2 separate regions of the Mus musculus genome follow, and region 1 is linked to region 2. Evidence: chromatin loops called from intact Hi-C (ENCODE). Cell type or tissue: heart. All regions are shown on one strand. Each heading gives the region's core, and the rest is flanking DNA. Links, peaks and the distances in the headings are about the cores only. Region 1 has its middle 11 kb from the start of Gm23349. Region 2 has its middle 31 kb from the start of Gm34229.

The links. Hi-C counts contacts between places; a loop is a spot of excess contacts. Peaks named below come from ENCODE experiments on the same cell type or tissue, not always from the same donor. Only the 100,000 strongest peaks of a DNase experiment are listed, where the experiment ranks them.
Region 1: a loop joins it to region 2, with 5 times the contacts of the local background. A loop is called at or near these places in 2 of 42 quality-filtered maps.

What each region holds. Positions count from the first base shown.
Region 1 is chr1:184,582,903-184,600,164 of GRCm38, forward strand. No RefSeq gene overlaps it. Among named protein-coding and RNA genes, the nearest start is that of Gm23349, 11 kb to the left of the region's middle. In heart, for the core only: no CTCF peak of the experiment used is centred there; a DNase peak (open chromatin) is centred at 7,909; H3K27me3 peaks cover 536 bases.
Region 2 is chr1:184,456,327-184,470,218 of GRCm38, forward strand. No RefSeq gene overlaps it. Among named protein-coding and RNA genes, the nearest start is that of Gm34229, 31 kb to the left of the region's middle. In heart, for the core only: no CTCF peak of the experiment used is centred there; no DNase peak of the experiment used is centred there.

The DNA.
Region 1 (17,262 bases), core at 5,468-10,467, 130 kb after region 2:
CAGTAACAAAGTCCTGTGTGTGAGAAAGGAGGCAATCTTCTAGACATCCCTTAGCCATGAACACTGCTCAGTGCTCAGAGAAGGTCCAACATGTCCGTCCATCAGTAACAGAGCTTCTGGTTGATGGGGTTTCAGGATATCTTGCTTGAATAGTCTAGGGAGCTGGCCAGTGCTGACACAAAGAGTGAGGTTTAAGGAACTTGCTGGTGATTGAGTCGTTGTTTCCCCCAATCCTCTGGTCTGCTAATTAGCCACAGGAAAGACATGTGGATAAAATGTAGATAAAACCGGAAACATGATACCAACTGAAATATGCAGTGGATCGCAAGAGAACATGGGAGAACTGTCAGTTCACGTGACACGTGAAAAGGTTATAAACTTACTGAATGTGATGGAATCCAGATCAGGTCAAATAACTTCTTCCTGGTGAAGGCCCAACGCTTGCATCAGAAGATCCATCTTCAAACTGAACAATGTTATCAGCAAACTAGCAGAGGAAAAAAAAATTATCCACAAAACAGATTACTCCTTTTGGGTTCTGTGTCCATGCTAGTCTCAAAACCAACCAGCTGCCTGAGCATTGCCTTCTTTAGAGTCGCTAATACCCATTATGAAATGGGAACTTGGATTTCATAAGGATGAATGAATTTTGCTTGAGAAAACCTCTTTGGGAGGCCAAGTGCATCAGCACACACATTGGATGACTTCTTTCATATACGTACAACTCTTCTTCATGCAGAAATTGGTCCAATGCCTCTGACCAGATTCATCACAGGTTCTTCAAAAACTGGATCCCATGGGAAGGCAACATCTAGAGCACATATTCATTTGGGGTAGCTTCTTTCCCTTTGTGATGGTTTAGACTCTTCTAACTGCTTTGGTCATGCATGTAAGTGCACCCTGAAGGAAATTGCCTCAGCTCCCATCTTATCCTAAAAAATGCAATTATCCACAACTATAGCATATGAATTATTAATTCTCCCTAATAGGGTGCATTCTCTGCCTCTGGAACAAAGCCGCTCAGAGATCTGGTAAAGCTCATCCCAAATTTAATTTGAAGGTTCATCTTGAGGAAAGACAATGCTGGCATTGTGTTATGTTGATTTAAAACAAATCTGTCCTGAGGATTTTCTTCATCCTTATCTGCAGTAATAGACTCTGAAAGGGGTGGTGGGGCTGGAAATATCAAGTGCTGGAAAATATCTTTCTCAGAAACTACAGCAGACGGGTCACAACATTTTTAAACAATGATAGTAACATTTATTATATCAAAGCCATTTTATGTTTTATTTGGAACACTGGCGCCTTTTTTTTTGTAAAGTTCCCATAACATGACAGTAATTACAGCCATCAAGATGTTCCCTAGAAGATAGCAGTCCAAGGTCCAGATGCTGTTATCCTGATGTCCCTCTTGCTGGAGCTCAGAATGTGCATATGACATCATGGGCTAGTTTATTTTAAAAGTGCTTTAAGAATGTAATGATAGTAATTGTAGACAGGGAAAATTAATGGGGGGTGCTGCTGGCCTGCAAATTCCATTTATAAAACACTCGGCGCTGCTCAAAAAGAGAGTGCTTTCTTGTTAACAGAGGCTTCGGAATACAATTTGGAGGATGTATTAAATAAACTCTGCGCTAAAGTCATTTTCAGCTGTGTGTACATAGCTCCCTCTCCTTCACCACGGCCCAGAGCACGACTTTCCCCAAAAGGATCCAAGATTCTGCAGACATAGAGGTGCGTGTTCCCTGCAAAAATGGCCTCGGCTGTGGGGCAAAGAAAGGTTAAGTGGTAAAGTTGGTGTCAAGCCAACAAACACATCCACGGTTTGTAAAACAGAGAGAAATCTGAGAAGGCCCACAAGTGCCCACACCCATGCGTCCCGCCTCGGTCCCTCGATGGCAGACTGGCTGAGTTGAGGGCCTTCAGAAGGCTTCCTGCTTCAGGGTAGTAGACGGTAGGCACCCGTGGCTGAGAGCCGGCTCTTCCTTGTCGCTGTACATCTTAGAATAGACGAGATGCCCCGACACAGTGACCACCTTTCTCCTCATATCTCACTGTAGGAAAAACAATATAACCTTCTCAGGGTCTCCACGTTTGGGATGAAATCATCAGCTCAGAGGACAACTGGCTTTTTTGCCCCGTGACACCATCAAGTTGTTTCTGAAGTTTCAAAAGAAATGCATAAAGCAGGCCAGAGTTCGTACACCTCCCCTTCCTCCGAGCTCCGTCGGAAGAGTGACTGCGGATAGCAGGAGCGGCCTGTGTGCTTCAGAAAGCTGCAAGGAAGGGTTCTGAAGGGTTACACCATCAACAGAGGAGGAACACGGGGGCTCAGGAGGTGGGTCACGTCGGAAAGTGCTTACTTCATACCTGAGCTGTGCTCTCTAACACCCACATACAAAAGCCAGGCACGGCCCTCGGTGTAACCCAGAGTTGGGAGGAAGAGGCAGGAGGACTCCTAGGGACCTCCTCCAGCTTTCTGCCCTGCTTCTTCTGCCCTGACTTTCCCTCAGTGATAGATTATCACCTGGAATCCCAAGATACAACAAACCCTTTCTTCCTTGGTCATGATGTTTCTATCACAATAACAGAAACTCTAAGACAGCATGTATAATTAGAACATCACATATTGCCCCATAAATATATCATCTATCACTTTAAAAATTAAATTAATTTTTTTAAAAAGGGGGAAACAACAAACTCAGAAATACAGTTTCTCTACACAGTCAGATGTTGATTTTTAAGAGTATTTTATACCAAGCTAATGAAATATAATTTATGTCCCAAGATATTCACCTGCCTCACAATATCATGGGCTTCTACCTCAGCCAGGAAAGAGGCCTATGCCATTCACAAACCACAGTAGTTTGAACCGCATATTAAAATGATTAGTTCTGGGACTGCGAAGGTAAGTTCGTACCTTCTTCAGGTGAATGGAGATAATTTTGTTTCATTTGTGAGAGCCAACAACAGTCATAATTTGGTAAAAGGAGAAATAAGGACTGTCTGAGCATGTATATCAAAGGAACAGTCATAAATAAAAATTTACTTCTAGTAGTAGAAAAAGAACATCACGTATGGCCATTCCTGGGCCTCTGGCTATAGAATCCCATCATAGTACATACTCACCTCACTACTGGACTCCAGGGGTCCCATTAAGCAAGGACAGACACTTTATATCTAAAACCTCATCTCTTTAAAGGTTGTACTCTGTGTGTGTGTGTGTGTGTGTGTGTGTGACACATGTGTATATGCATGTTTTTGCATGTATTGGGACACATACCCATGTATCCATGCATGTGGGGACCCAAAGTTGATGTCAGAAATCATCTTCAATCAATCTTCTACCTACTCACTAAGTCAGAGTGTCTAAAACCGTGTGCTCAGCTATATGGCTCGTCTCACTAGCCAGCTTATTCTTGGTGGTAGACTCGGAGCTACCGTCCAGGTTGCTTGGTTCCCTGATGGGTGAATGGGCCACTTACAGTTTAGAAGAGACACCACTGCCTTTCATGGAACTGAACTAAAAACTTAAGGTTGTTTTATTTGTGAATTTCACTTTGTAAATAATGAGAATTTGGCTCAGTTAGTCCTTAGTTTAGGACAGGACAGTAGCTTCCATGCCTCCTACCCTGCCAACAGGTCCTGACATGGTTTTTTAAACCATGAAAAAGAAACTGATGTAGAGACCCATAGCCAAACATTAGATTGAGCTTGGGAGTCTTGTGGAAGAGCTAGAGAAAAGACCAAGAGATCCAAAGAGGACAGGAAGTCCACAGGAAGACCAATTGACTCTTCAACTCATCTGGGTCCTTGAGGCCTCCCAGAAACTGAACCACCAACCAAAGAAAGAGCATGGGTCCTAGCCCCATCCACCCTGCCCGGCTCCATACATATGTATCAGAAGTGCAGCTTGGTCTTTGTGCAAGCCCCTAACAACTAGAACTGTGGCTGTCCTTAAATTTGTTGCCTGCCTGTGAATCCCATTTCCCTAACTGGGCTGCCTTGTCTAGCCTCAGTGAGAGAAGATACACCTAGTCCAGCAGTTCCTGATTGGGGGTGGGCTGGGGGAGGGGATACCCAGGGGTGACTCCTCCTCCTCAGAGGAGAAGAAGGGAAGGGGGAGAGGGGAAGTAGCTGCAAAAGGTAGGAACTGGGGGGGGGGAGGGAGAGGGGGTGCTGATATTGGGATGTAAAGTGAATAAATAAATTAATTTAAAAGAAAATGTGAGAAATAAATTAAAGGCAGAAGGATAAACAAATAATGGATAAAAACTATGTCTTCTATATAGCAGTTAGCTTTTAAAATAATCTCTACAGTTATGTTCTCTGCCCTCTACAACAATCTTAAAATACAAATATTATCAGCACTTTTTAAGAAACAAAGGATCCAATAGAACACTGCTAAAATAATAGCAAAATACATCCATCTAATATGGCACTCCACTGTGTACAACTACACTGTGTGAAGCAACTTGGATAATGGTCCCTGTTGTCTTGCTCTCTTCTTCCATAGGAAACGTTGTGCCTTTTCTTAACTCAAGAAAGCAGAGTAAGCAAATCTTCATTAGCTATTAGCCAACAATAATATAAAGACTACCATTTACCTACTCATTCCAGGACTGGGTGTTCAGGAATAAGCCAGTTACACATGCCCCAGCAGGGCTGTGGTCTACCTCTTTTTCAAACCTTTACATAAAAGACCAAATTTCTGAAGACAGGCCATTAAAAAAAAAAAAATCAAGTCTGCACCGACTTAGAGACTTCCTCTCTGCTAGCTAGCTTTCCTGGTGATGGAAAGTGCTATGCAGTTCTCTGGGGGAGAAAAGTCATCCATAGAATTACTCAGGGCTAAAATACCAACTGGTCAGGCATGATGCTCCTAGTGCTAAAATAGCAATATGACTGGTCCAGGATGAGCAACTATTCTCTTGATCGGATTTGAAGCCTATTCCACAGGAAGGAACTCATCCCTGGTTCTATAAACCTGTTCAAACTCTGATCACTGGGGAGATTACAGAGTATAGGGGGCAGCCTACGGCCATTGTTTAACCAGATGAATATGCTGCCAAACTGCTTTCTACATATTTATATTTATACCCACAGACTAGTGCTGTGCTCAGCCTTGACCAAGGAAGCTTCTTCATTTTGTGGTGAGCTGCCATCAAAGCAGAGACCCATACCTGGCCAAAGTGCTGAGAATACGTGACTGTTGAGTGTTCTGCCCTGTATCTCTATCACTCTCCCATGCACCAAGGTTCAGAGGACATGGAAGATGGAGTGGAAAGGATGTCAGAGCAGGAGGATGAGGAGGGGTGCCGTGAAATCCTGTCCTCTGGACCAAACATGGCTGCCACACACATCCACTCACAGCAGCTGTGGTCACAGGCACCAGACCTGCCCAAGCTCAAGTTAGCTAACATTCCAGCATAGTTATGGGAGGGGCATAACTAGTCCCACCCTTGCTGAGGCGACATTAGCGGTTGAGAGGTGTATGTGGAAGGAGACATTTTTCTTTAAAGATATGGCTGCTGGTAGATTGCCCATGCTCTGGTAGATGGCCTCACACCTATGCAGGCAGTGATGACTGAATTCAGTAGGTTATTTAAAAAAGGAGAAACATGCATGTTGGCAGGGAAATATTGTGGGAGCCTTGGGGGCGGTTTGAAGGAGGATTTGGGTTGTACGTGACTGTTGCTAAAATCCCTTCCCTTCGAGAGACTAGAGCATTGTGTATATCTCCTTCCAAGGTCCCAGTGATAAACCAGGGCACAATTCAACCAAAGTGCACTTTGAGGAGCCAATACATTTATTGAGTCTCCTTATAGACTCTAGGGGACAAGTTACATACAGGTAGTGGTTGCTTGGCTTGGAGTCACTCACAACAATCATCAATATATGTTTGCATGTTTGTGCGTATGTGAAATGGTCAAAAAATACATTTTTAGATTCTAAAAAAAAAACCAATGCTTTACATAAACCAGGTCACCCAGATCCATCTTTACAGAAAAATGTATAGAAATGTATAGACTCTCTGTGCTACCATTTTATATATAAGAGAGTCATGATCCAGGAGGGCTAGGTAAATCACACACAGTATTAAGGTGAAGCTGGCTTGATAGAATCAAGCAGTGGATAAATTTCCAAGTGAAGTAGGAGAGTAAAACTAAAGCCTGTGGCTGGGCCACTCAATCATACATCCACCAACTTTTAAGCACATACTGCCTGTCAGGCACGACAGATACAATGAGCCCCTACACCACACGCTGGTGGGCAGATGCAGAGAACAAACAAACCTCCAGACAAAGAAGGAAAATATCAAATGGTGATAAGCCTCAGAAGGATGAGTTAAGGAAGGAAGGTGTGGGAGACTCAAAGCCTAGTTCCCGTCAGGGAAAAGGATCCAGGAAAGAACATGATCATGAGGCTGAAATGCACTCTGATGGACACTGTAGCTTGTAAGGCTGGTGGGAAAGCACTGGGGTCCAGGGAGAACTACTAATGAAGGAAATGAGCTTTGACTGAAAGGAGCTTGGTGGACAAGGACACTCTGGAAGGGCACACATCCTGTGAGGTATGTTGAACCAAAACAGGAAGTCGAAAGTTTGTTCCAAAGTCAGCAAACATCATCTAGAAACATCTATTCAGGAAGGCTGTCACCTGGTCCTCTGCCTCTTTAAAATGGAACCAAGCCCTTCAGAGCTTGATTTGCAGTCGAAATGGAACAACACATGCAGTGTCTGTCTCAAGGCTCCCCAGTGTCCCCCGGTAGTAGCTCATGGTAGTATCGGTACTGACACTGCTGCTTGCAGCGGATGCCACTCTTGTGAACACAGGGTGAGAAAACCAGAAGAGATCTTCATGTCTCTCTTCACAGGATAGAGAATCAGATGAGTTGGTCTCAAGGACAGTTTCATCTCTGAAAGGACTCAGGGATTCGCTGAAATAAGCAATTCCACACTCAAGTCTGTAGGAAAGATGTATAGAATATGTGTAAACATGCCCTGGATATTTTTTTAAGACTGTGAGTTTTGTCTAGTCAGTCTTGGTTTCTTTAAGCTTCTCCTCTAACCTAAGAGATAACCATTGCTGCAGATAACCTTGTACACCCACAAGCATCCACTAAGTGACTGCCTTTATCATGTCTATATCACACCTGAGAGAGGTGAAGCTGGCAGTTTCTAAATCTGAGCTTAAGAAAGTCTTGTTTATTAAGTTTATATTTTTGTTTTTGTTTTTGTTTTTTCCTATCTATCCTCTAAAACTTTCCCCAGTGTGACAGATTTTTAATTAATATTTATTTATTTACATCCCAAATGCTGTTTCCTCTCCCAGCCCCCCTCCCAGAATGCCTCCCCCATCATTCTCCTCTTCTCCTCTGAGAGGGAGCCCTTCTCCCAGTATCCCCCCCAATCCTGGTGCATCAAGACTGCCAGATTAGGCTCATCAGTCTGACATATTTTAAATACACTTTTTTCCTTTTCAAGAAGACAGTATCTGGCTGCTGAGTTCTCTACTTATAACACCCAGGCAAGTTTAATGGTTTCTTAAGGTAGTTCCTGGTACTTACATATACCATTCAGTGCTACAAATGCCTGAAACCAAGGATCAGGAGGCAGAGGTGACACGATTTCCCTTGCCTTAGTCTCAAATATCATCCCACATCCTAGTGAGCTCCCCTAAGTCATCATTCCACCCTCAGCAAAGAGCCTTTGACCTTGCTGCAACCACCTCATCCCAGAGACTGCTCCAAGCAACCCAAGACTCAGCTACAAGGTACTTTGACTCAGCACCCCAGCCAGTCTCAAAGGAGCTCATTTTAATATCATACCCAGATTTATTACTCCGAGAAATGAGCATTTCCTCCTTCCACGGGAAGCCCAGGCGTGCCCAGGAGACTCATCCACAGAGCAATGAGAAGCAGTGTTAGAGGAAGTCATCTTGCAGAGTCCCCAGAGGAGCTCAGCCTCCCCCACTGCTGTCTTCTCAGGAAAGCATGTGTAGCCGGAGGAAATGAAAAGGCTACACAAGCTTTCTTGGGAATTTCATCACAGGGAAGTTTGCTAACGATTTCAAAAAATATTTTCCACGAGAAATGAATGGAACCACGGGTCATTTCCCAATTGTGTGTTTGACCATCTAGGTCAAGCTTTAATGAGCCTCTGGGCCTTATAGCCTCTCACCACAGTGCAAGTTTCCAAGGGCATAGGTTGAAGTGTTTGCAGACATGCCTATGACCATGAAGAGGCAAGAATACTGGCTTTGTAGAAGGTTTGCCTGGAGAATATCTGCCAAACAGCTGGGCAGGTTAGTTGGTGGTTTTGTTTATTTGTTTTCTTGTGGTGATTTGAGACAGAGACTCAGTATGTACCCCAGGCTGGCCCCAAACTTACAGTCTGCTGTTACAGTTGCCCTTCACCATGCAATACACAGTCAGTGTTTATTCTTGGGAAGCCTGTTCTGCACAGGGGTAGGCTGACCACCTGCTGATCATTTGGTCTTTGACAACTTGTTTAACCTCTCTGAGAAATAATAATAATAATAATAATAATAATAATAATAATAATAATAATATCAACCTTGTGTGCTATTTCAAGGATTAGAGAGGTCACAGGATCACACTTTGTATAATATTAGACCTGTGTGCTATTTTTTACTCATTCATTCCACTGATGTTTATTTTAGAACTCACTGTTCAGTTCCCAGTGCTGATGTAGGTGATGGAAGTATACTATACAATATACAAAACATTAAACAAAATCAGATTAAACCAATGTTTAAAAAAAATACATGTTTAGCTTCCCACATTGAAGCTCATACTCTTGGGGAAAGGACCGCACAGGTGGTTTCTTAAACATGATGATTATGCAAATCAGACGGTAGGGTTCATACGCCAATCCAATGGCAGGGTTCAAAGTGTTTGTGCTGTTGGAAATCAATACAGTAAAATAAAAGGGTATAGGGGTACCTTTATATAGGTTATAATGTGAAATAGGCCAGTCAAGGTGGGATTCACTGAAAGGTGACGTCTGAACAAGATATGGGGAAGATAAGGATGTGAGTTCATTAGACAACTCAGTACAGAGGCAGAAGTCAGGAGGAAGGCGGGACCTGTCTGACACGCTTAGACTCAGGAAGGCCTGATGGTACTGAAGAGTTGGAAAGGATGCCATGGAACAAAAGAAAGAGGGACACAGACTGATCCCTTAAGATGGAAGGACGTTGGCTTGATCTCTGAGGCAGATGGTGCTGTAGTAGGAATTACTGGGTGCCCCCAGGACTCACATGTTTGAAATCCTCCCCTTCAAGGTTCTAGCATTAAGAGATGGGGCCATTGAGAAGTGACAAGATCATGAAGACCAAGGACATGTATCCTTATAAAATTAAAATGTATTAAATCATCCCCTTTTACCATCTGGGAACACAAGTAAAAGATGCCATCTACATGGTACAGACACTCCCCAGTCACAGCTTCCACCAGCACCCTCATCTCTATAACACTCCCTGCCAAGAAAACTGTGAGAAAGAAAGCCTGCAGTGTCTAAGCCAGTCTAGAGTATTTTGCTCTTATGGTCCCAGGAGACCAAAACAGATGGAAAAATATCAAAGGTATTTGCAAAGAACACTGAAATAAGCTAGCTTTCTGTTTGGAATGATCACTCTTCATGCTGTGTTGAGTTAAAACTCTGAGGGAATGAAGAGGGAGGCATAAAGACCCAGTTGGAAATAAATCTATAGGAGCCACCAAGAGGAGAGACAGCAAAGCCACTACCAAAGGAACAGCACCACTAACACTGTGTGAATCTTGGCTATTATTCTGTTGAAGGCACGTTGCTCTCTAGCAAGAAAAACAGAGATTTGGTAGGTTTGGTATTTTGTTTTGCTTTGTTTTGAACAACTGTGGGACCAGGGAGCCATGGGACCAGGAGGAACAAACCTGGAGCAAGAGCAGGGTTGAGGTATATCTAAACCCCAGAAATCTCTTCCTGAGATCAGCAGAAGTAAGATTGCCTCCCCCCCCACTCCCCCACCCCTCACACACACAGATACCCACCCAGGGCCTGCATATCCTGGCACTTGTAGCATTGTACCACATACCTTTGCCTCACCAGAGGAGGTAGCCAGTAGCCAGGTTAAACTTCCTCTTCCCTTACAAGGCTCTATCCAGCAGCACCTGGAATGTCTCCTCATGCAAATGAGGCATCCCCAGCACCCTGTCTCCAGCCAATGATGTACACTCATTTCTGGTAGCCCCTACTCATTCCTCAAAGGTTTAAATAGCCTTTGTTTCCCCTCCTTCCTAATAAGTTGAACCAGTCCTCCGAAGCTGCTCCCAGTGTATATTCTTTGCCTGCACACTCACAACCATCCAAGATCCTGCCTGAATCCATCTTCCCTGGCTAAGCTTCTCTCCCGCCAGTCCAGCCCAGTGTACAAGGAGCCTGGCTACACACTCAGGAAGAAGTGGACCCAGACTGGCGAACAACTACCAGGGTAAAGATGCCATCGGGTGAGACAGAGAGGACTGTGGGAGGGTTAAGCTGGAAATGATAAGACAAGCTTTGCATATCAAAGTCATCTGAGTCTAAAATTGTGGATGAATGATGTTTGGGAGGAGATGAAGGTAGGCAGTTTGAATATAGGAGTCTTGGGGGTCTCCAGACAGAGGACTCAGTGTGGTGCAAAAATGTCTTAACCATAAGATTCTCTAGTATATAAAGATTATACGCAGCTAGGTTGTAGGTGAGGAGTGAAATTTGTTCCAAACTGGGCTTTGGGTTGACTAGTGTTCAGAGACCAAGAGAAAAGACCAAACATACAAACTCAACTATAGGTCTTGATAATGATAGGGACGAGAGAGAGGGACAGATAAGGGGCATTCTAGTGTCACAAAGAGCTGTCAGGTCACTGAAACTTGCAACATGGGCTTTATGAGTGTTGTCAACAAATGCAGAGAGATGGAGAGAGGTCCCACCAAAGTGGGGGTTAAGAGATCTTCCTGGAGAGCAGAAAGGAGACACCGGATCTTCTTAGGATGGCAAAGAAATGAGATGCTCGTTGTAAAGTCATACATAGGCATGTCAAGGTGATATGGTAATAAAAGAAACAGCAATGTGTCAACCTGATGAAAGTGATTATTTAAGACAGGAAACGAAGCAATGATGCAGTAGAAAGGGAGGGTTGCTGTGGTAACCACGCCTTTATTGAGTATAACTGACTAAGATCCAGGTTACAGATGGTCATGCCAACTTAAAGAAAAGCAGCTAACTCCTGAAAGGCAGATGCCAAGAATGTGGTAGGAAGCACCCTTCCAGAGGAGAACCTACGACTGTCAACTTCTGATTATTTCTCTCACTGGCCTGCCCTCAGCCCTGCAGCCCCTTGCTTATATTTGCCCATCTCAATTATAGCCTCAATACTACCTTTAACAGACCATCTATCATTTTTTTTACCATGTGCCTGTCTGGGTGGGAAGGAGGGGAAAGGGTTAAGAGGTCTGGAAACTTCTTCCACAGCACAGCCATACCTGGAATGGAAGGGGGACCTTTCCAGTGGGGAAGGGGCCCATGAGAGAAAATGGACAGAAGCCATTTCAGTCAATGCTTTTAGCACAGGACCACACAGGCATCTCTGGCCATTTACAGGAAATGATGGCTGCCATTTCTCCAAGCTTAAGCTTGACTCCCCCGCCCCCCGTAGGAAAAAATGGTTTTGTCACATTTACCCACTCAATGCTTGAAGCATCAGCTAGGGTCCTTTAATTGTCATGGGAAATCTCTCGAGTCATATACGAATGCACAAAATCATCAGATATATTTTTTAAACAACCTGGCACCCTAGAGTAAGAAGAGGACAAAAGTATTTTCGCTTTCTTCTAGACTATAAAACTGTCACTAAGGCGGTCCAAAAAAAAAGAAAATACACCACAGAAGTTTGCATTCTCAGAGTGTGTGCAGGGGGGAAGGGAGAAGGAGGAGTACTTATAGCCAGAAGACAGTGTCTGCTGCGTGGTGGCAAAGTATGTGTTACATCCTAGGAATGGAGAGCGGGGAGCTTGCTGAGGGATTTATATGTGCCATGGTGCCAAATGTCCTGTGAGCAGGTCTGTACTCCCGTGTTAAGAACCTTCTAATTAAAGAAGAATGCCTTGCTCTCAGAAACAGCCAGCAGTTATAATTCATCTGCTCTAAGGGCTAGAACGAACATAACCTACAGAAAAGGAAGCGAAGCGGGATGGGGAGAAGGCGGGCAAAGGGGCTGTGGAGTCTAAAATGGCCCAGAATGCGCTCTGCCTGCAGATGCCCTTGCCTGCCTGTGTACCCTGAAACCGGCAGCCAACCCCTTTATGGCAACCTTCTTTCCTGCTCCCAACCTCAGAGCCCTGGGGCCCACCAAGGTCCATTTCTGAAGCTGCGTTCCTAATGTCTTCTCTTCTCCCCTGGAGAAGGCATTGCAGCAGTAGCTGGGCGGTTGCCAGCAGCTAATTCTCCAAGTGTGGTCCTCAAACATCTTCCCATGTGTGTCCCAGGTTTGGGATCCTCCATGCTTACAAGAGAGCAGGGCCTAATCTCTTGTTTCTGGCATGAATAATGGATCTTTAATCAAACCAGATGAGCAACCGGCAGTAGCTCGTGAGCAGACGCTCCATCGGCCCGTTAGGGCTGCAGGACGTGTTTCACTTATGACCCGCTGATGCAGATAGTTCCCGTCATCAGACAAGCCATCCTTCACAATCTGGCATCCACCCCCTGTCTTCCGTCATCGCTGGAAGCTGACACTCTCCATGCTATATCTCCCAAGCCTGTGGTCTCTAGTGGTATCGCTCTACATATGGTGCACATGGATCTATCTGTCAGGAACGTCCTCCCAGTCTCTGCCCCCAGCCTTTTTCCCTCCATTCACATATCATGCTTGGTATCACTCAAGACAAGCTAGAGGCCATCTCCTCCTTCATTCATACACACCACACTTCCTTCTCCCTCTAAGTTAAACATTCTTTTTAAAAGTTTCTTGTGGCTTCTCCACTGGAGACTTTACACGCTGCCTGTCATGGCTCACAGATTTCTGACTCCCTCACTGTGTAGGAAATACTGTGAAGGGACCAGCTACCTTGCCATACTTTTTATCTCACTTCAAGTCAGTTATTGATATGTATAGATCCTCAAGGAAGCTTCTAATTTGATTTTTAACTAATATCAAAAATGCTTGATTTCTGTTAGAACTGATAATACTGCATAGTAAGATTTAAATGCTCCCCCCCCCCCCCCCCCGTGACCAAATACTTGTCAAGAAGCAACTTAATAGAAGAAAACCTTAGTTTGGAGCTGAGACGAAAGGAAGGACCATCCAGAGACTGCCCCACCCGGGGGTCCATCCCATAATCAGCCACCAAACAAAGACACTATTGCATATGCCAGCAAGATTTTGCTGAAAGGACCCTGATATAGCTGTCTCTTGTGAGGCTATGCCAGTGCCTGGCAAATACAGACGTGGATGCTCACAGTCATTTATAGGATGGAACACAGGGGCCCCAATAGAGGAGCTAGAGAAAGAACCCAAGGAGCTGAAGGGGTCTGCAACCCTATAGGTGGAACAACAATATGAACTAATCGGTACCCCCGAGAGCTCGTGTCTCTAGCTGCATATGTAGCACAAGATGGCCTAGTTGGCCATCATTGGGAAGAGAGGCCCCTTGGTCTTGCAAACTTTATATGCCCCAGTACAGGGGAAAGCCAGGGCCAAGAAGTGGGAGTGGGTGGGTAGGGGAGTAGGGCGGGGGAGGGTATAGGGGACTTTTGAGGTAGCATTTGAAATGTAAATGAAGAAAATATCTAATAAGAAGAAAAAAGAAAACCTTACTTGGACTCACAGTTTAGAGGGATGCAGTCCCTAACAACATGGAAGACATAGTGGCTAGGAGATGCTCTGTCCAGGTATCATATGATATCTTAGCGTGCTAAGAAGCAGAGGGGTCAGACTCAAAGCAAGGCCAATCTCTAACTTTCAAAGCTTGCCCCTGCATCCCTATATGCAGCAAATATACACCATAAATTTGGTTCCTGCCACCTCCCAAAACAATGTCAGTTTTAGGGAGGAATCAAGTAGTTAAACACCTGAGTTCACAGGAGGCATTTTATATTCAAACCATAACAAACAAAACAAAACAATCACACTGCCATGAAGCTAAAGATGTGTGGGCTGGTTACACACAAGGGATTGTGACTTTCTCTTAAGATCCACAGCCTTGGCTGAGGATATGTCCTCATTAGTCCAGGACTGGTCTACAGGGCACACAGCCCTGCCTTCTATCTCCACTGCCACGTAAACTGGGCATGGTGAAGCACACCTGTGACCACAGTAGAACCCAGTAGAGACCCAAAGAGGTGGCAGCAGAAAGATGAAGAGATCAAGGCTATGGTCAGCTACACATCAACAAGCCTGTGATACGTGGAACTGGCTCAAAAAGACAGAGAGAAAGAAAGAGGTTCTTCAGAGACTTGAAGTTCTTATCATACAGATCTTTCACTTCCTTAGTTAGAGTCACGCCAAGGTATTTTATATTATTTGTGACTATTGAGAAGGGTGTTGTTTCCCTAATTTCTTTCTCAGCCTGTTTATTCTTTGTGTAGAGAAAGGCCATTGACTTGTTTGAGTTAATTTTATATCCAGCTACTTCATCGAAGCTGTTTATCAGGTTTAGTTCTCTGGTGAAATTTTTAGGGTCACTTATATATACTATCATATCATCTGCAAAAGACAGAAGATGGAAAGATCTCCCATGCTCATGGATTGGCAGGATCAACATTGTAAAAATGGCTATCTTGCCAAAAACAATCTACAGATTCAATGCAATCTCCATCAAAATTCCAACTCAATTCTTCAACGAATTAGAAAGAGCAATCTGCAAATTCATCTGGAATAACAAAAAACCTAGGATAGAAAAAACTCTTCTCAAGGATAAAAGAACTTCTAGTGGAATCACCATGCCTGTCCTAAAGCTGTACTACAGAGCAATTGTGATAAAAAAAAAATGCATGGTACTGGTATAGGGATAGACAAATAGACCAATGGAATAGGATTGAAGACCCAGAAATGAACCCACACACCTATGGTCACTTGATCTTTGACAAGGGGGCTAAAACCATCCAGTGGAAAAAAGACAGCATTTTCAACAAATGGTGCTGACACAACTGGTGGTTATGATGTAGAAGAATGCAAATTGATCCATTTCTATCTCCTTGTACTAAGGTCAAATCTAAGTGGATCAAGGAACTCCACATAAAACCAGAGACACTGAAATTTATAGAGGAGAAATTGGGGAAAATCCTCGAAGATATGGGCACAGGGGGAAAATTCCTGAATAGAACATCAATGGCTTGTGCTGTAAGATCGAGAATTGACAAATGGGACCTCATGAAATTGCAAAGCTTCTGTAAGGCAAAAGACACCGTCAATAAGACAAAAAGGCCACCAACAGACTGGGAAAGGATCTTTACCTATCCTAAATCAGATAGGGGACTAATATCCAGTATATATAAAGAACTCAAGAAGGTGGACTCCAGAAAATCAAATAACCCCATTAAAAAATGTGGCTCAGAGCTAAACAAAGAATTCTCACCTGAGGAATACCGAATGGCTGAGAAGCACCTGAAAAAATGTTCAGCCTGGGCATATATCCAGAAGATGTTCCAACTTGTAAGAAAGACACATGCTCCACTATGTTCATAGCAGCCTTATTTATAATAGCCAGAAGCTGGAAAGAACCCAGATGTCCCTCAACAGAGGAATGGATACAAAAAAATGTGGTACATTTACACAATGGAGTACTACTCAACTATTAAAAAGAATGAATTTATGAAATTCCTAGGCAAATGGTTGGACCTGGAGGGCATCATCCTGAGTGAGGTAACCCAATCACAAAAGAACTCAAATGATATGTTCTCACTGATAAGTGGATATTAGCCCAGAAACTTAGAATACCCAAGATATAAGATAAAATTTTCGAAACACATGAAACTCAAGAAGAACGAAGACCAAAGTGTGGACACTTTGCCCCTTCTTAGAATTGGGAACAAAACACCCATAGAAGGAGTTACAGAGACAAAGTTTGGAGCTGAGACAAAAGGATGGACCATCTAGAGACTGCCATATCCAAGGATCCATCCCATAATCAGCCTCCAAACGCTGACACCATTGCATACACTAGCAAAATTTTGCTGAAAGGACCCTGATATAGCTGTCTCTTGTGAGACTATGCCGGGGCCTAGCAAACACAGAAGTGGATGCTCACAGTCAGCTAGTGGATGGATCACAGGGCTCCCAATGGAGGAGCTAGAGAAAGTACCCAAGGAGTTAAAGGGAACTGCAACCCTATAGGTGGAACAACATTATGAACTAACCAGTACTCCAGAGCTCTTGACTCTAGCTGCATGTGTATCAAAAGATGGCCGACTAGGAAAAGAAAGAGAGGCCCATTGGACTTGTGTGGGGAGCCGCCCTCAACATTTGCCATTATAAGATGGTGCTGACAGCTGTGTTCTAAGTAGTAAACATAATCTGCACACGTGCAGGGGCAGTTTTCCCGCCATGTGTTCTGCCTTTCTCGTGATGACAACTGGGCCGATGGGCTGCAGCCAATCAGGGAGTAATACGTCCTAGGCGGAGGATAATTCTCCTTAAAAGGGACGGGGTTTTGCCATTCTTTTTCTCTCTCTTGTTCTTGCTTTTTCTCTCTCTTGTTCTTGCTTTTTCTCTCTCTTGTTCTTGCTTTTTCTCTCTCTTGCTCTTGCGTTCTTGTTCTTGTTCTTTCTCTCTCTCTTGCTTTCTTGTTCTTGTTCTTGCTTTTTCTCTCTCTTGCTTTCTTGTTCTTGTTCTCTCTCTTGCTTTCTTGTTCTTTTTCTTTCTCTCTCTTGCTCTCTTGCTCTCTGGCTCCTGAAGATGTAAGAATAAAGCTTTGCTGCAGAAGATTCCGGTTTGTTGCGTTCTTCCTGGCCAGTCGCGAGAACGCGTGTAAGAGACTTGCAAACTTTATATGCCCCAGTACAGGGGAACACCAGGCCCAAAAAGTGGGAGTGGGTGGGTAGGGGAGTGGGGGGGGGGGGAGGGTCTGGGGGACTTTTGGGATAGCATTGGAAATGTAAATGAGGAAAATACCTAATTAAAAATATTAAAAAAGAAAAAAAAAAAGAAAGAGGTTCAACCACAGCTTTCTATCTGATTGCAATATGAGAACTGAGTGAGCACTTCCCCACCAGCAGTGGA
Region 2 (13,892 bases), core at 6,655-11,654:
GGAAGACACCTCAATGAGTCTGACTACAATTGACACAAAAACAAGCAAAGAGAGACGTAAGCCTACGAGTGCAGCCTTTAGGCAAAACGCAGGGAATAAATGTAAATTAACATGCTAAAAGTTGAAATAAAATATTTTAGGTCACATGAGTGTTTTTCTCTACTCTTTGCCTGAAGGAATGTCCTAGAGTCATCTGACCAACCAACCGTCAGTCCCAATCACAACAAAATTTGGGAAATCTATGATTTTGCCCTTCAGACTGTCCCCGGTGTCTTTTAACAAACACTTCTTATGGTTTCCTCTGAAGATTAGATGTATGTTGTTAGTTTTTTATACGTTTGTTATTAAAGCCTTTTGAAAACGACATGGAAACCTACTTCTAGAGAAGCTTCCTAAAACCCGTACATATCTGAAAGGAATTTCAATAGATTCCTCATAAAAGGGATGAGACGATGCCCGCAACCAGACCATGCAGCAAAGCCACACAGCAAAGCCACGCAGCAAAGCCTCCAGTACCAGGAATGGATTACATCTTGTTGAGTCATCGGTGAAAAGGGTCCCATGTATGCCCTCAAACATCACTGGCCAAGGCTACTGTTTGTTCTCCACACCCAGAAGGTAAAGCCTGTCGCTCAGGATAACACTTACGTCATCAAACATGGAAAAGTCTGGCCGGAGCCCAGCTAGGAGCTTCATCCCTGCTGACCAGCACTCATGGTGCTGGAAGGTGCTCTGCCTGCTATTGGAGAGAAAGTCAATCATCTGTGTCACCCAGGTGTAAGCCCTGTGACCCACAACAGTGAGCTGCCTGCAAGACACATTGGTGCTGTAACTGGAGACCTTGGTCTATCATGTATTGTCCCTGTGCTTTGGACCCTTTAAAGGAAAACTACCAGTTTTATTTTTTCCCAGTAAGTTTAGGTTTCATCTTTTATATATATATATGTGTGTAATTTAAAATATATAATGTAATTTAATTATATATAATATGTATATACATACATAATTATTATACATATTGTATATAATTAAATTACACATAGCAACTATATATTTACATTATATTTATATTCGTATATGTATTTATTGGGTATAGTGTGATATTTCAATGCATGTATATGATCAGATCAGAATGATCGGCCTCACCCTCAGCTCAGACATGAATGATCGGGAGTCGTCTTTATTACTTTGACATATTTCACTCAGTTAGACTCACCCTGTATGTTGTTTGGTTCCTATTATCCCATAATCCTGTTCTCCCTCCCTGCTTTCTTAGGCCCTGGATCACCTAGTCATCTGTGTTCTCATCCTGATATGCTGCTTCTGTGAGATGAGTTCATGAAATCGGCAGTGTGGGTTTAACATCACATTCCCGAGAAGCAGACTGAGACAGAGAGTTCATGCGGGACAGTGTCTATGGAGCAAACTCAGACAGCTCATGGGGGACAGTGTCTATGGAGCAAGGGAAGGTGGCAGGATTGTGCAGTCGAGGAAACTGGGCTGTGGTACCTCAGCAAATGTTGTCATGATAGGTTGAGTCTATCTCACCTGAACATCTCACCTTATCTTTGTGGCTTCCTTTCTCACCTTCCTTCCTTCCTTCCTTCCTTCCTCCCTCCCTCCCTCCCTCCCTCCCTCCCTCCCTCCCTCCCTTCCACCATCCCTCCCTCCCTCCCTTCCTTCCCTCTCTTTTGTTGTGTCTGAGATTGCAATTTAATGACATTTCCCCTTCCTCCATCCAAAGCCTCACATAACCCCCCCCCCACTCTCTGTCAAATGCACGGCCTCTTTTTCCATCAATAGTTATTGTATACATATATACTTTCGTATCTACATGAATATTGCTAGATCTAGGCTGTCAAGTCATACAGTGTAACTGGTACGATCATTGGTCTGCTCCTCCCTGGGAAGGGCCGCTCTCCTTCTCCCAGCTTTGCTCATTTTCTTCCTCATCATTTATGGTTATTTTTATTGTTTGTTTTTCTTCCTTTCTAGAATTCAAGTTCATTTGCTATTTTCCATCTTATAAATGTCTTTCATAGCATAAGATTTTCCCCCAAAGAATTCTTTTGGCTTTGTTCCCATCTTTACTAGAAACTCTATTTATTTTCTTTCAGTTCCAAATGTTTTAAAATTTCCATGTTTAATGTCCTTTTTGCTTATGATTTCTTGAACTTAGTGAGTGATGTTGGTGCTTTGGGGAGAACAGAGGTGGCCATCTTTTGTGTTGCTTCTGAATTTGGTGAAATACAAGGTTTTGGAGGATTCCTGAGTCTGATCTGTAACCTAAGACATGCTTAATTTGTGCTAATAAGCCAACATAGGCTGAAAGGAATCTAAGTATTATGTCTTGATTAAAAAAATAAGCCTATATAAAATAATATATGTGTGTATACATGGATGGATATGTACACAAACGAATAAACATGCATTACTTTATATAAATATATACTTATATATGTTCAAAAAATATAATTGCTTTTCAAAGCCTTTCTCTCTCTTCCTTGGCAACCCTCTCTGTTGGCTTCCCCTCTCCCTTCTCACTCCATGTCTGTACATTCCTCTTCTCACTCCATGTGTGTATACATGTATGCATACATCTCCCTTCTCACTCCATGTGTACAAACAGCTCCCTTCTCACTCCATGTCTGTATGCACGTTTGTTTCCAGGGTGTCTTTTCTGTCATTTGTGATGTCACATGGTCTCTCATTGTGTCATTGCTATACACATTCTTCCCAAAGATGTATCAGTTCTGAATTACATGTTGTGCTGGTCACCTTCCTTGTTCCAGGAAATGTTCCCACATTACCTGTCCCTTGGTAGTAATAGTAAAACATTCATTTTATATAAATCGCAAACTAGAGCTTTATGGGTCACTCAAAGAAGCCAGCCCTAAAACCTCAATGTCAAATCAACTTCTACAGAAGAGAAAGGCATGCTCCTCTGCAAACATCTTCCCTCTCCCCCTCTCTCCCTCCCTCTCTCTCCCTCTCTAATCTCCCTACCTAGTTGTCTCTTCCCCCCTTCAACTCCCCAACTCACCCTCACCTCACAAGCACTCAAGCTCTATACTCAGTAGGTTGTGGGACCTTAGCCTGTCAGAAAGAAAAATCCAAATAAACTTTCTTAAAATACAGAGATATGAGACTAGAGCGCTAAGAGGAAAATTTACTAAAAACATGACCAGTGTGATACCTGGTTGATTTAATATATAAGAACTGACCAATGAGATCACACGTTTCAATTTTGATAAACCAGGGAAGTGTGACTGTCAGTTAATCAGGTGAAGGTTTTGTTTGTTTGTTTGTTTGTTTGTTTTTGGCTTTTCGAGACAGGGTTTCTCTGTGTAGCCCTGGCTGTCTTGGAACTCACTCTGTAGACCAGGCTGGCCTGGAACTCAGAAATCTGCCTGCATCTGCCTCCCGAGTGCTGGGATTAAAGGAGTGTGCCACCACGCCCGACTCCAGGTGAAGGTTTTTGAAACACTTAGCACGCATTTTTGGTGAAAACTCTCAAGACATGAAAATAAAGAGTGTTTCCATTGTCTTAGAATGGATAACTTCAAAGTCCTACAGATCGCTAAAACCAATGAGGAAAAAACGAGTGTTCTCTCACCAAGACTGGCAACAAAACAAGAATAACCACCAGCTCCAGTGGGGTTAAATGATGTCAGGTCAGTAACACACAAAAGGCACACAGATCACAAAGAAACACAGCTGTCTCTGCTCACAAGAGTTTGCAACTGGAATCAACATCACTCAGTTATTCCTTCTCCACCCCCAATCATTTTCTCACAATCTGTTCAGAGCTCCTCCCCACAGCCCTCCCAAATAAATTCTATCAAATAAAAGTCTCAGGAAATTGTAACTGGCCTACAAGCAGAAATATTTAGGATTTAAAAAGTGATATATACTAGATTACATGAAAATTAAGAATTGCCACATTATAAAGTGCACTATAAACATATTTAACAGGAAATAATGACAAGGAATGTTTTCAAACAATATATGGTGTATAGCCAACATACAAAAAGATGGTATGGGACTAAAGGATGCTCACTTGTTGGGTACGTGGTCCTGAGTTTGACCTCCAGTAATGAGAAACAACCTCTTCAAAGCTCCGCAGCTTCTCTCCAGAAGCCTGCCCTAGCTGCACGGAAGTCCCTTGAGTTGTACGGACTTCGGGTTTGGTTAGTTTGTGTGTGTGTGTGTGTGTGTGTGTGTGTGTGTGTGTGTGTGATGTTTTTATTTATTTGTAAGCTTTTTTTTTTTTAGTAACCAAGCTTATAAAAATTTTAAAATGGTTATGAGATTAAGTATAAAAACACAGAGATCTCTCAGTTGTAAAACAGACAAGGAATACAACTGAACAATTAAACATGATGTGAAACTTTAACGGTTGTCAATTATATAATGAAGTTACTAGCATAGTAATTATTTTAGAAAGAAGCTTGAAGGAAACAAGAGAGAAGTACATTGAAGTTTTCCTGGATCTTCCGTTTCCCTTCATTCCACTCCACATCAGTGGTTTTCAACATTCCTAACCCTGCGACCCTCTTATACAGTCCTTCTTGCTGCAGTGACCCCCAACCATAACGTTATTTTTGTTGTTCCCTCCTAACTGTAGGTTTGCTCCTATTGTGAATCTGTGCTTTCCAATGGTCTTAGGTGGCTCCTGTTAAATGGTCATTCAACCACAGAAGGAATCACAACACTCGATTGAGGGCCGCTGCCCTGTGTACATCCCAGCTGCCTGCCCTGCTGACTTCAGGCTGGGCACAGCCAGTGCAGAAGCAACAGCTGTGTATCATTGACCACTTCACCTAGGTGACTCCATTCCACAATGACTAGCACGTGGCCCTCTAGACCATTAAACCAGAGACTAAACTTGCATACATTCAAATCTTAATAATAATTCCCTTTATTTTACAGCCTTCCTGGTTCTTCGTTTACTGCTGGCTGATGGAAAGATCACTGATCTGAGGGTTTGGGGGGGTCAAGGAGGCCATAAGGGCTGCATCTCTCAGCGGATGGATGAGAAGGTGTCTGGTCCTGCTATGGTTCAGATATAAAATGTTCCTCTTCAGGCTACCCTGTGTGAACACTTGGTCCTTAGATAATGACACTTTTCTGCCAAGTTGTGGCACCTATAGAGTGGCCTTAGAGAGTGAGATCTAGAGGTGGGGATGGGCCTGAGGGTTACAGAGCAGCCCAAAGTCCTGCCCTGTCACTCTCAGCTTCCAGTTCTGCCAGGTGTGAACAAACTCTCACTGCCAGGCCTTGCCTGGTATGATAGACTGGACCCCTTTAAACTGTGAACCAAAATTAATCACATGTGAGTTCAAGGCCATCCTGGGTAACTTAGATCATGTCTTAAAAAGTGCCAAAATTAAAAATTGTACACACACAGATAGATAGGTAGATAGATAGATACACACACACACACACACACACACACACACACACATACACATACACACACACACACACACACACACACATATATATATATATATATATATATAGAGAGAGAGAGAGAGAGAGAGAGAGAGAGAGAAGATCAATAGACCAAGATTATTGTTAGAACACATACCAAATTCCATAGATCATGCCAGTAAGGAATTGAAAATAAAATAAATGAAGAATGTTACCAAATGCACAACTCTATGAAGCAAAGCAATCAAAAGCCCTCTCTGCAGAGCAATGCTGATAAGACATTATTAGGTGATGTTGAAGAATCACGTATTTCTGCCCCTAAGGTCAAAGCATCCTGGTTCACCTCCGCCTCTCCTCCACATCCGTGCCAGACTCCGCAGGTGCCCTGTTCTCAGATGAGGCCTTTGGTCAGCCGTTGTCATCACTGTGCTCCTTACAGAAGGGACAATGTTACTTCTGGGTTTCCTCAGTCCTTCAAGCTTAGAGGCAGTTGGGACAATACCTCTCTGGCTAGTGAAAAGCCCCAGGCTGAGTATAGACGTTTGAGAAGAAGACAAGAGTCTCTTCTGAGCTAAGGCTGTGGCAAACACAGACCCAAGACTTGACCTTCAGACTTCCTGCATCCATCTCTCACTCCACAGAGCCCAGATATGATCCTGCTCTTCCATCAGAACACTCCTCCTGTCCTGTCCCTCAGCCTAGCTCTCTTCTACCCCAACCACCTCTGAAGCTAAGTGTCACCTAATCGTCACAGTCATATACATCCCTGGCTGTTTGCAAACTTTGTAACATTTTCACAGACATAGAAGCCTTTCTTAAGTGAACTAACTGCAGTTCCAACCTCACAATTGTTGGCATATTTGTTGAAACTTCCCCTCCTCAGCAGGGAGCTGTAGGAGGGCAGGGCTGGCTTGTATTTTCCTAACAATGGCATCCCCAGGCCTGGCCATGAGCCCTAAGCTGAGTTGGTGCTGAATACAAATATAGCAAAGAATGAATTAATTTATTTTCTGTTGGTCCATCGATTGCTTGATTGATTTAAGACCCAGGCTTAAGAGGATTAGGAAGCTGGCTTCAGTTAAGACCATCCCTTGGCGCTCCTAAGCCTTGTTCTAGCCCCTCCTGCATCGTGGGCTAAGTTCAGATCTATAAACTCTAGCTGTGGGCTTTGCCTTTTATACCACTGCTGACAGCTGTGCAGGTCTTCTGTCTGCCCTGTCCCCAGACTCGGCTCCCGTCTTCTCTCCTCCACTTGCGGTTACCTGTTTACTCTGCGTCCACCTGAGCCTGTGAGGCAGGACTGTCCACCGCTTAGTCAATCATCCCCTTCAGGTTAAAGAGACCAAATTATCATTATCAACATCCCTTTGTGTTTAGGAGATAGACCACATTTTGAGAATAATCCTTTCTGGACACATAATTTGATTACTGTATGTTTTAAATCCTCCTGCTAATTCAATGATAAATTAAATCCTATTTTATAAAAAAAAAAAGTCATGATTTCACTAAGCCTGCTGTTAAACTGAGATTAATGTCTTATATTTGAAGTATAGATTACCTACTGGTTCCTCCCACACTTTAGCTTAGGAATTTAGAAAAACCCCGTGTCAAAATCTCCTATGTAAATGTATGCCATGAATCTCTATCTCCTTAGGACACATACCAAAATGGCATGTTAAAGCCGTCTGCTGTAGCTAAGTGTACCCCAAATGCCTCAGCGTTGATAAACCTGAGAGTTATGTATATCTGCACTCTCTCTCTTTCCCTCCCTCCCCTCCCCTCCCCATCCCTGCTCCTGGTGAATATATGAAAACATACGTTACGATTCTTAATTGAATAAATAGGCAATGGTCAACCACTCCCATCTCTAAAGCGCGTGAATCAAAGGAAATACTTCTGCACAACCAACACAACAACAGCGAAGACAGCACACAGAAAGGGAGACGATGTTTGCAATCTATCAACTCAACAAGGAAGCAGTGTCTGAAACATGTAAGGAATTCAAACCAGCCAACAGCAAAAGTAAGAAATCTAATGTGTAAGAAGGGGCGAGTTATCTGAGCGGGCATTTTTTGACAGAGACAAGGAAACATGCAAGGAGGTGGAAATGTGCAGCGTCCCTAATCATCAGGGAAACGTGAATGTAAATCGCAGCCCGATGCCATTGGCTGCTCAGTTAGAGTGGCTGCTAACAAGAGATGAAGGGACAGCTCGTGCAGATGAGGGTGTGGAGGACAAGAAACTGATATACTCTTGGTGGGGGTGTAAATCAGTATCGCTATTATGGTAAACAGCATAGAAGTTACTCAAAGCATCAAAACCCTACCACATGATCCAGCAAGTCTATTTCTGGGCATACATTTAATATAGATGGAAACTGTATCGAAGAGACACCTACACTACCTGGTTTATGTCTCCATCAGTGGATGAACACATAAAAGAGAGCATGCACATGGAATATTATTCAGCCATAAAAAATGAGATCTTGGTTCTTGTTGTTGTTGTTTTAATGACAAACACGTGAGCCTGGAAGACATTATCTCTTAATCAATGGGCCAGGAACACAAAGGAAATACCGTGTGATTTGATCATGTATAGAAGATAAATATAGTGCCCTGATGTCACGCCCGCTCTCGACCAGCAAGAACGACGTGACCACCAGTCCTTCTAACAGCAGTTTATTCAGTCCTGATTCTTCTTGTTTATATCTCCCCCGAACCCTGGGCCTCTCACTCCTTTTATACTCTCTCTCATCCACGCACCGCAGGCCACGCCCCCTCGCCAGTCGAGAGGCTTCAGCTAATCAGGGCAGCAGGGGCAAATCTCCACCAAATTGGATTCACCTGTATCCTGGTACACCTGCCCAGCACTCAAGATGTTTGTGTCTTATATGAGGAAGTCAGGTGCAAGTCATATGACTTAGCTGCAGTCCCTGGCGCCTTTGGGACTGCCGCCACACCCGCTCCCCACACCCTGATAGGAATAGAGCATAAAGAATGGCGAGAGTAGAGTGAGAAGAGTGGGTAGAAAGAAGATGTTTAATAAGTACCAAAACAGATAAGATAAAAGCATGTAGGTATTCCACATCGCAGTAGGGTAACTATCAGTAATAAGCATTTATAAGCAAAACAGAAGGCTCTTAACATGAAAAATAAGTGACGGTTTTGTTTGAGGTTTTGGATGTAGGAACCACTTTGATCTGACCAATACTCACTGAGATTTTATCCTATGCCTCTTGAACACGGTGATTCGCTCATAGCAGCTTCCAATCACGTAACAGACCTCAATTCATTTCTATATGAAACAGTTCCTAAAATATTAAAAAAGAGAGAGACAGAGACAGAGACAGAGACAGAGAGAGGGGGAAGCACTACTGTTTCCATATTTGGTTGTAAGAAATGCAAAGCCCAAAGGATTTCAGGTGTTGGGTCCTGGCTCCTGGAGATTTAGGCTGAGGAGTCTATTCACAATTCCTCACAATCTGTGATGAATAAATTAGTAAGATTTTATGTAAGCACTCATCCTGTCAAAGTAATACTGCCAAGTGGAGACCTATATTCTATATCCATTTTTACTAAGATTATTGGATATATATATGTATATATATATAACCAGTAATATGTCATATTTATAGGGATTGTATATAGGAAGTATATAGATACAGATGATATAGATATAGTAAATATGGATTCAATATGGATATATAGAGAGTGTGTGTGAGAGAGAGAGATCTAAGCAACCTCCATTGAAAGCTTCAGTGAGTCATTCGGTTAAAATAGGAAAGTTTTATCTTTTCAAACAAAGGGAGTATGGAAATACTTTGCAGAACATGGGTGTAGACTGAGCTTATAAAATATTACAGAACTACAGAAATGAAGGGCCACTTTAAGCACTATAAGCAGTTCTTTCTCTCTCTCTTTTTTTTTGGATTTTCGAGACAGGGTTTCTCTGTGTAGCCCTGGCTGTTCTGGAACTCACTCTGTAGACTAGGCTGGCCTGGAACTCAGAAATCTGCCTGCTCTGCCTCCCCAGTGCTGGGATTAAAGGCATGCACCACCACTGTCCGGCTTCTAAAATGTGTAGCCCAGGCTGGCCTCAAACTCATGATCCTCGTGCCTCTGCCTCCTTCAACAAATCCTACCAGTGTGCGCCACCACAACTGGCAACCAATTCTTCCATTGATTTCTTGGTGAAGAATCCTAAAACTTTACGGCTGAGCACAAAACCTAACATTATCTCTTAGAGGTTGTGTGGTCTGGCTGGGACTCAGCACCATGGTTGTCTCCTAGTAAATTCTCCTAGGATGGTTGGAATCTCTGCAGCTTGAGCTGAATTCACAGGGCTCATCTAGAAGAGTGTGTAGAGTCAGCCTCAGAAGGCTGGAAGTTGATGCTTCCCGTCCATAACAAGCTCTGCTGAGGGGGTCCTGGTTCTCCCAGAGGAGCTCTGAGCTTCCTCACAGCAATACCCACCCTGAATGAGGGCGTTTCTTATGGATTCACGTCACAAAGAGATCAACTGCAAGGCTTCAGAAGTGCTGGCTTCAAAATTCCCAGAACGGGATTTATATTATGTACCATGGAGTCGTGAGAGATGGCCATGGCAGAGGAGGAAAGAAGAGACCCCACGCCTCAGTGCAGACTGCCATGGCCTTATATCCTGTAGAACATCTTAGAGGAGAGACGCTTCACCAGCCGTCTTTGAAAAGCTCAGCTGACTTCGTCAATTCAGCTCATCCTCGACCCAAACCAAACAGGACCCCCAGTGATGACTGAGCAGAGGCAAGCAGTTTACCTCACCCAAGGCAATGTGAAATGGGACCTCTGTGGGGTGTCTTGCATCTATCTCAAAGTCCCTAACTCTGAACACTCTAGACTGTTATTTTGTTTGAAGATAAGAAGTTAGTGGAGACCATTGAGTTAAATTAGGTCATTACGCAGAGCCTTAATGCACTAGAACTGATGCCATTACCAAAGGGAGACATTCAAATATAGAAACGGACTTACATAAAATGAGACTGGCACGTGAGTGTGGAAACAGAGACTGGGACAGTGAACCCACATGCCAAGGAATGCCCAGGGACAGCTAGCAAGCTGGCAGAGCTGAGGGTAAAGGCATGGAACAAATTCTCCCTCACTGTCCTCAAAGGGGACCACTGACATCTCAACCTCGGACTTGTAGTGTCAGGATCAGGGAATGATGCATCCTGTTATTCACACCACGTGGTCCATGGCATTTTGCAATGGAAGCCCTAACACGTGTAATAACAGACAACTAATAGATGTGACCTGTCTCGGGAAGCACGCATGGGCACACACTGAGAGTGACCCACCTCCTTGTAGCCTCTGCTCAGCCTAGGCAAATACAAAACAAAGCAACGTTAAATGGCTTTCTACTGAGCTCAATAAAGGACTTGAAATTTCCCCAGCTACATTTTACATTTGCCTACTGATCCTAAATTTGTTCTCCCCTCCTCGCCCTCCCCTCCCCCACCTGCCTCTCCCTCTTGTCCTCTCTTTCTTCTTTCTCTCCTCTCCCCACTACCATGCCTGTGTGTGTGTGTGTGTGTGTGTGTGTGTGTGTGTGTGTGTGTGTGTACTCCCTTCCTCCCTCTGTCCCTATGAGTAGCACTTTTCCTTCCAGCCTTCTGGCTGATATCCGGTAAAAGGTCCTTCATGCTGCACAAGGTGACTGTGAGGCACAGTTAGGCAAACCTGCAGAGAATGAATTGGAGAACTAAGCCTGGATTTGGATCACCAAGGTGTGTAAGAAGTCAATGCTAAGCTCTGGCAAGGACCACAGCCTCCTAAGAATATGCATTTTGTACCTGACAGTTTCCTGGGGGTGAGTCTTTAGGATCTACCTTGACATTGAGATCCCTCCCAGATGTGATGGGGCAGCATTCTCCCAAGACCTGGGATCATTCCAGCTGCAGGTTATTACAGTCACTGTTGACAAGATTTTGCAGGTGTCTTGATTAGCACCTGCAGGCCATTGTAGGGGCAAGTGGGGGGAGGGTCTCAGAAGGGCACCTTCTAAGCCTTTCTCCATAAAGCAAGGAAGACAGACTTAGCCATACTGCTCCAGGAAGCTAATCTGGCTATTGTGTAGTGTATTCTACAGGGCCTGAACTGTAATCAAAGCAACTTTGAGGAATGTGTCCTGGTTAGCATACTGCAACACAACTGCTGTTGGCAAAGCAGTGTGTTAAAGTGGCATTGATCTTGTTCTAGTGTTTTCAGACAAAAGTTGTTTTATCTCCTCCTTTCTTCCCATCCCACTTCCTGCCTTTATATCAGTGGTTCTCAACCTGTGAGTCTCAACCCCTTTGAAGATCAAATGATGATTTACAGGGGTTACACAGCAGATAATCTCCGTATCGAATATTTACCTTATAATTCATAACAGTAACAAAATTACAGTTATGAAGTAGCAACAGAAATAATTCTATGGTTGGGGGGGTCACAACAAGAGGAAAAGTGAGAACTGCTCTACACCAATCTACTCCAGAAGCCACCTTTCTGCTTACATATCCCCACATGTGCTCTGTTGCCCCCAGGCCCACTCTTTACTCCTCTTATGGTCTCCTTCTGAGCTTCATAACCTATATATACACATGCACACCCACATACATACAAATATGTAAACATTAAGAGTGACAGAACACAAGCCATTTGTTTTTCTGAGGTACAGTTGTTTCTCGTACTATAACGCTTTCGAGGTCCATTCAATTTTCCTGTAAATTTCATTTTTCTTTACACCTCAATGAAATCCCACTGTGTATATACATACTATATATGTACGTATATTTTCATTATCATCCATGTGTTGATGGACTTGTAAGCTAGTTCTGTTTCCTTGCTATGGTGAGCAATGCAACAATAAATGTAAATGTACAATGACAGAATAGAATCTTTAGGATATATTCCCAGAGTAGAATAGCGATATCGTATTGTCATATTTCTTGGATTAATTTCCCTACTAACTTCTATAATAGCTGACTAGTTTGCTCTCACTCCAGCGGTGAATAAGGGTCCTTCTTTCCCTGCATCTCCTTTTCCTAGTTAACTGTTGTCTACACTGGTCATCGAGACAATACAACTGATGCTTCCTTCCTGGATTATAACTTCCCTCTCCTCTGCTTTATGATTAACTTCCATGTCAGTTTTCCTATATGATGACTGGGCCTGATTTGTTTCTTATATGGTTTTTGACCATGGACTTGTTTCATTGTATTGTTGTTCACCATGGACTTATTTTGTTATCTTGTTTTTATAATAAATTGATTACCTTGGTAACTTGATTTTCAACATTTAAAATAAAAGATGACATTTGTGACCTGGTTTGTAGACCAATTTCTTATAAATCTTTCTAAGATTTTCGAGGTCTAGAGAGATGGCTCAGCATTAAATAGCTCATACTGTTCTTCCAGAGGGCCTTAATTTGGTTCCTTAAACCCACATCAGGCAGCAAACAGTCACCTGTAACTCTGACCGCAGGGGAACAGACATCCTCTTCTGGCCTTCATTGATATCTGCACACACACACACTTTTTACATTAATTTAAAGACCTTCTCTAATTGACTATTCCACCCAGAAGTGGTGATTATTTTGTCTCTCACATAAGCAAGATCATTTCTCTTTGAGTGACTTGGGGATACTGAGATGAGGCAATCATAGGCTACAGAGGAAGCTTATAGATACTCGTGTCCAGTCTCAAATTTTATGGATGAGGAAAAAAGACACAGAAATACCCAAAATTATAAAACCAGGCCATGGAAGGCATGAAGGCCAGAAACCCCCATGAAGAATGAGATCTTCCGTGGACAAACTTTGCACTGAAATGCTACTACATCCAACTGCATGAAGGGATGAAGATCTGGGGTACCTTAGGATATGGTTCTCGGAGAACATGATAGCATGTCAAAGGTTCAAACACCCTCTCGTGTCCAGACCTACGTGTCGGGACAGGAATGACAACCACATTAGAAGGGTATCTCACTGTCAGATTCTCACTGGACTTCATTGTTCTATTTGGGGCCAACAGTTTATGAGATCATGGCCATCTCAAAAGTGTGCTTTCTAGAATTTTCCCAAACTGGAGAAGTGTGACACAGTTGTCATTATTCCCTGAGGGGGAGAAAACAGCACTCATTTGCCAGCATGGAAGACTACAAAGCTAATTTTACATCAGCTGGTTAATTGGTTCCCCTTGTGATGATCCTGATGCTACTGTAGATGCTGTGCTGAGAGCCCTCTTCTCCATCAGTATGATGCTTTCCTTTTCCTGGCTGATGTGACCTGGAAGTCTACACAAAACAGAACTTTGGCCCCATCCTTGGAGCGTCTGCTACTCAGCATCTACAGAGAGGTACAAGCATTGAATTCCTGCTATGTTTGCACATGCTGCTGATGCCATAGGCTAGAGAACAATTCTTCAAGAACCATTGAGGAAG